Linked DNA regions of Homo sapiens: region 1 is linked to region 2. Evidence: read pairs that join two places in POLR2A ChIA-PET (ENCODE). Cell type or tissue: Panc1. All regions are shown on one strand. Links, peaks and the distances in the headings refer to the core of each region. The heading gives the core; the rest is flanking DNA.

Region 1 (2,919 bases), core at 260-2,759, 750 kb after region 2:
TCCAGGGAAAACAGAAAAATGGAGCAGTCAATAAAATAGATGCGCAAAGTGCTGAGATAAAAGTGTGCCTTGGGTGCTATGGTGAATCCTTAATAGGATGGTATAAGAGGCATTCTGGAAGAGGGATAATGCCACGTGAAATTTTAAAGAGTGAATAGGGATTAGGAAGGCACTAACATTGGATTTTGAAGAGAAAAAGAGTAGAAGGGCATTCTTCGCAGAGAAAGCACAATCACATTTGCAAATATCCTCGTGCTGAGAAGCAGCCTGGTGCTTTGAGGCCGCAGCAAGGCGCCTGACACAAGCAGGAACCATGCTTTGCATTTTTTTTTAACTCAACATGGTACTTAACATAGCCAAGTCAAGTATGGTCAAGGGATGGCTTGGCAGTACTATTGGGCACTGTCTTAAGTAGAAACTAGAGACAATGTCTAAGAAAAGTCACCTTAGGGATACCCAGCATCCTATGTGAATTCAGACCTAACTGCTTGAGAATGTCAAACTAAGGCAGGAAGTCTTTTGATTATTTGTGGTGTTTTTCTCTTCACTTCCTGCTTTGATCCTATAGCACAGGAACTAAAGTATTCTAAGGGAAACTACTTCCTTGGTATTTTTGGCGTGCCTCTTACCAGGAAATTGGTGGGAGTGTCAGGGGTACCCTTTTCAAGAGATTTCCATTTAAACTATGGGTGGGGGTGGGGGTGCATCCACTTCCTAACCATTTAAGGCTTTAGTCATTTGTGGTTTGCACATTTTCACCATCATAAAACTTCGTTGAGAAACAGTTAGGAAGTCCTTAAAGGTCCTATCATCACTTTATCTTAGCTGCCAAGTTATAACTCTGCCATCTATATGAAACTATGCTTTAAATAGAGAGATCTGAAACATAAGCATGTTCCAGTTGGAAAGAGGCTCTGAGGTAGATCACCTGGCAGTTTTCCCCTCATTTACCAAGTTGGAAGGAAATGCTCTGAGGAAAAAAATATATATATTGGTTCAAGGTCCCATTAATTAAGGACAAAAATGGAACCATACCCCTGGTTCCCAAGCTGGGGGTGCTTAGCACTACCCAGCTCATGGATTCTTGACTTTTTATGCAGCACACATTAAACCTGAATCATGGACAAAACTTAAACAGAGAAAAAAACAAAGTGTTTCAAATGTCTTAGAGCAAGAAACAACAAATCAAAAGAGAAAATGGCAATTGGAATCTTTAAGAACTGAAGGAATTTGCTTTTCAGGTATCAGGCTAATTTAGAATGATAAAACAATTAGTAAATTTGACATGTAGGTGTATCAAGTAGGGAAAGATACGGAAGGGGAAGAAGAGGAAAGAAGACACTACATCTTTAAATTGAATTGAATGTTCTGTGACTTTAAGTGAAAGCTCTTCTGTTGTTGGGCAAATAAATTTAAACCACTTAACATGGCAGAGAAGGTCAGGCAAGCTTATTATAGTGATCATAGCGTTACAGCTATTGCGATTGACCGCTGCTCTCTGGAATCACCAATAATCAGAGACCGCAAGCTGTGTTTGCAGAGAAAGGTCATCATTCATTTTTTTCAAAGCATTAATATCTTTTGTTTGTTTGGCTCAACATGAAACAGGAATCGATAGAGGTAATTCACAGAGCAATTAGCCCCTCATCTGTCAAACGGCATCTGGGTGTATTTAACAAAAAGACCTTTGGAAAGGTTTAAAAAGGAAGAAAGTGCCTGTACGGTCAACAATTTATATTTTTCTACATGACATGTTGTGTATGTATCTGTAAAAAGGGGGGCTTTGGGAGTAAGAAAATATACATAAAGCAGCTATAAATCTACACTTCAGTGTTATGATGTTGCAATGTAGAGATAGACCCTAAAAAGCTCAGATTACATCCTCATCCTGTTCCCAGGAAGACAGCAAGCAAGTGGCATTTGGGGTCTCTGTATCATGTTTGAACACAGCCGTGGTACATAGATTTCTCTGAAAAAAAGACTTCCAGGAAAAAACTTCTTGTGGACACTGTAACAAATTGGAGAGGGTCAAGCATCAGAAACAAATATTCCCTTTTGGCTTCAAAGCCTGTGATTTTTGTGCTGGGCTAGACTGCTTCCGAGACAGGTCACAGCCTTCCTGTGCTACCCATCAGCCGGCTTGGGAAGAAGTCATTGACGGAGACATCTTTCTCACTGCTCACCAGTGGCCACAACAGTCTTGTGTCAGCCCTCTGTCTACATCTAATTTGCCAATATTGGAATGAAAAGCAAAATGCAAAATTAAGTTAAAAGACTTGTTGTACTCTCAAAAATGAATTGTGATCTCGATCTGTTTTTCTTTACTGAATTTCAAGTGTGTGTACTATGGAATGAATGCAATACATATCAAAGACGTGGACTTTAAAAAAAAATCAGCTTAGGGACTTGTCTACACGTTTACACGAATGCTGTTACTCTCAGCAGGACCAGATGTATTTTTGAAATGTATTTTCTTTTCAATTCTGGCTTTTTTTTTCCTTGGGTTTTTTTTTTTTTTAACTTTTCTTTCCTTCCCCCCAACCCCCAACCCAGCCTTCTGCCTTCCCTTTTATTTGGGTCTTCTCCCAGGCCATAAAATGATGGCTAAAAAAGAAGTCATGAGATATAAAAGAAAGTGACAAAAGTTTTCCTTACCTTGTGACTTGTTTTTGGTTTTGAATTTAATTTTTTTTTTCTTAATATCAGAGCATTCCAACAGGTTCCTTATCCATCTCTAGGGCTCTTTCTGGATAACTGTGTCTTACCTGAAAATTATGTAATATAGTTAATTTAAAAAGCAAGCAGGCCAGGCACAGTGGCTCATAGCCTGTAATCCCAGCACTTTGGGAGGCTGAGGTCACCTGAGGTAGATCACCTGAGGTCAGGAGTTCAAAACCAGCCTGGCCAACATGGCGAAAC
Region 2 (2,919 bases), core at 165-2,664:
TTTTTTCATTTGTAAAATATTATTTGTAGATTATTAGTGTCTTTCTCATTAAGGAGTTATGAGGTTTAGCTAGGGTTAAACAAAAAAAAAAAAAGATTTACTTCATTCTGAAAGTATAATAAAATAAATTTCTTTAGGAAATAATGTATGCATTGTGATCTATTTAATAAGTTTTACTGTTACTTTATTTGGTTTCCAGGTAATACCAAATAATAATGTGTCTATTTGAATTGCAAAAATCAAGCTGGTTTGAATTAAAGAAGTGTGAAAAACTCCTAGCTTGGCAAAATATGTAACACTTCTATCAATTAAAAATAGGTAAAATGTGTTAAAAAATAATGAAAAGTTCATGCTTTAATTGAACTGGCTTTTTTCAAAAGCCTATATTTTTTACGAAGCTTAATGAAACAAAAATTGAAATGGTGCCCATTATGAAATCTGTGTTAATTGTTATTATTCCCATAAAGTTCACATGACTAAAAAAATGCATACTACCTGCCTTTCGTTTTCTCTGTATTTATTTTTCTGTATATCTTCACCATGGCAAACAGAGCATTTACTAAATTGAAAACTTCCTTTAAACACACTGGAAACTTTTGACACAAAATTGCTAGAATTATAGGGTATTTTTGTCAATCTGACAAAACTTCCTTCATTCTTCCTGATTTAAACGCAAGACTGTTTCTCTACTTATCTCCAATACTGTCATCATCTTAAATATCGTTGTGCTGGAAGGCATTGCAATATTAATTAAAAATACAGTCTAATTATTTACCCTAGTTGGTTCATACAAACCTCTTTGGTATAATCAGTGGACTCCCTTAAGGGGTTTCACGGTATTTCGGAGTGAAATAGAAAGGTTTGTTACTGACTTGGACTTGGCTCATGAGTGTAATTAAGTATAACCTACAATTCACCTTTAGGTCACCAGATCAAATACAACTTATCTGGGCAATGTCCAAAGGTATGTGCTGATGTTGACTGAGTGCTGACGGGCGGCATACATAAACGAATGGAACTTTTAATTTACCTCCAGGCGTCTCGGAGAACATTCCGGGTGTTTCAGCGAGTCAGAGGGAAAGCAGAGGGCAGCCAAAGAGGTCCTTCATTTTAGACAGTCCCCAGGACAAAGCAGCACAAACCAAGTTGAAAGAGCTGCTCAGATGGCTGAAGGTGTTTGGCGACAACCTCTTCCCACTTCTGGCCTTAGTGCTAACCTAAAGTTGCAGGGCAACCTTTGCTAGCTGTTGGTGTTGTGCTATGAAGCCTCCTGGATGTGCCTGGGGCTCAGTCATTGGAGAGATTGCCTTCTCAAGGAAAGCAGTGAAGTGTTTCCAGGTCCAGCACAGTGCTCAGATCCAGGCTTCAAAACTATGTCCTTGGGCTCATCTGGCATAACAGGGGTTCAATTGATTTCTCAAGGAGTCTTAAAGCGTCCATTTGTCTTTCTCACAAATATGTTTTAGAAAAAGTGACAATAAGGCCAGGTGCAGTGGCTCAGGCCTGTAATTCCAGAACTTTGTAAGGCTGAGGTGGGTGCATTGCTTGAGCCCCACAGTTTGAGACCAGCCTGGACAACAGAGTGAAACCCCATCTCTCATATATATATATGTAAAATATTTAATTTGTATATATAATTATAATATATTATATATATTTAATATGTATAATAAATATAATGGCAGCATGTGCCTGTAGTCCTAGCTACTCAAGAACCTGAGGTGGGAGGATCGCTTGAGCCTGGAAGGTGGAGGTTGCAGTGAGCTGAGATCAAGCCACTGCATTCCAGCCTGGGCAACTGAGCAAGACCCTGTCTCAAAGAAAAAATAAATAAAGGAATAAAATGCTCTCGACTCCCATTTTAAGATAAAAATCAGTGTCTGAAAGCCCTACTCAGTTTGAAACATTGAATTGCCTGGCCTAAGGAAGAAGAGAAGTTCACAAGCAGCCCCATAAGGTGATAAAAGAGTTTGGCAAATGGAAAACAGCAGTACAAATAAAATAATCTTCAGTTCTAAATATTGAAATCGATTAGAAATTATAGTGGCTAGGGCCAGGCATGATGTCTTACGCCTGTAATCTCAGCACTTTGGGAGGCTGAAGTGGGCGGATCACTTGAGGCCAGGAATTCAAGACCAGCCTGGCCAACATGGCAAAACCCCGTCTCTACTAAAAATACAAAAATTAGCCGGGCGTGGTGATGCACACCTGTAATCCCAGCTACTTGGGAGGCTGAGGCACAAGAATTGAACCCGGAGGCAGACGTTGCAGTGAGCAGAGATCATGCCACTGTACTCAAGCCTGGGCGACAGAGCAAGACTCTGTTTTAACAAAAACAAAAAGAAATTACAGTGGCTGAACTGTAAATTTATTGGTGGATATTGTGGGAAATGAGAAGAAAATGGTAGTTTAGGCTAGATATGGAAGGCTTTGACTATCTCGAGTGTTTTTTTTTTTTTTAAATATCCAAAGCCGGTGGTGTAGTTTTACCTGCATAACCAACTCAACAGGAAGATTTCGATTAATCTAGAATTGAGTGGGAATAGGTATTTTGTATGATTTTTCCTAATTGAATACAACCTAAAATTTTGGCTAAGTTAAGAGTTCCAGGAAGAAATGGATGAATCAGGTGTTTGCAGTCAGGAAGGTAATTCAAGACGCTGAAGTTTTGTGAGGAAGATAGTAGATGGTGTCTCCCCTGAGGTGATCTGTGAAGAGGAAAAAGAATAAAGCAACCAGAGATTGTGGCCTTTGGGTTTCTGCCTGCTGAGAAATGACAGATAGAATCCCAGCCAGCTGGAAGCTCTGATTCACAGAAACAGGAGAGGTCATGTGAGATATAAAGTCAAACAGGGCTACATGCATAGTTGCTAAGTTTTATTTTAAAACTTGTTAATCTTGTTATTGGGGGATTGGACT

What was found. ChIA-PET counts read pairs that join two places held together with the same protein. Peaks named below come from ENCODE experiments on the same cell type or tissue, not always from the same donor. Only the 100,000 strongest peaks of a DNase experiment are listed, where the experiment ranks them.
Region 1: POLR2A ChIA-PET joins it to region 2 with 5 read pairs; 2 of 35 experiments call an interaction of 5 or more read pairs at or near these places.

The regions. Positions count from the first base shown.
Region 1 is chr15:95,453,610-95,456,528 of GRCh38, reverse strand. LINC00924 (long intergenic non-protein coding RNA 924) reads right to left here. Exons shown (of 6, transcript NR_027133.1): 3 at 2,656-2,765. Among named protein-coding and RNA genes, the nearest start is that of LINC00924, 22 kb to the right of the region's middle. In Panc1, for the core only: no CTCF peak of the experiment used is centred there; no DNase peak of the experiment used is centred there.
Region 2 is chr15:96,207,685-96,210,603 of GRCh38, reverse strand. The region is part of intron 2 of NR2F2-AS1 (NR2F2 antisense RNA 1); the gene reads left to right. All of the region lies in intron 1 of LOC112268156 (a long non-coding RNA gene), which reads right to left. Among named protein-coding and RNA genes, the nearest start is that of NR2F2-AS1, 120 kb to the left of the region's middle. In Panc1, for the core only: no CTCF peak of the experiment used is centred there; no DNase peak of the experiment used is centred there; H3K4me3 peaks cover 361 bases; H3K27ac peaks cover 1,966 bases.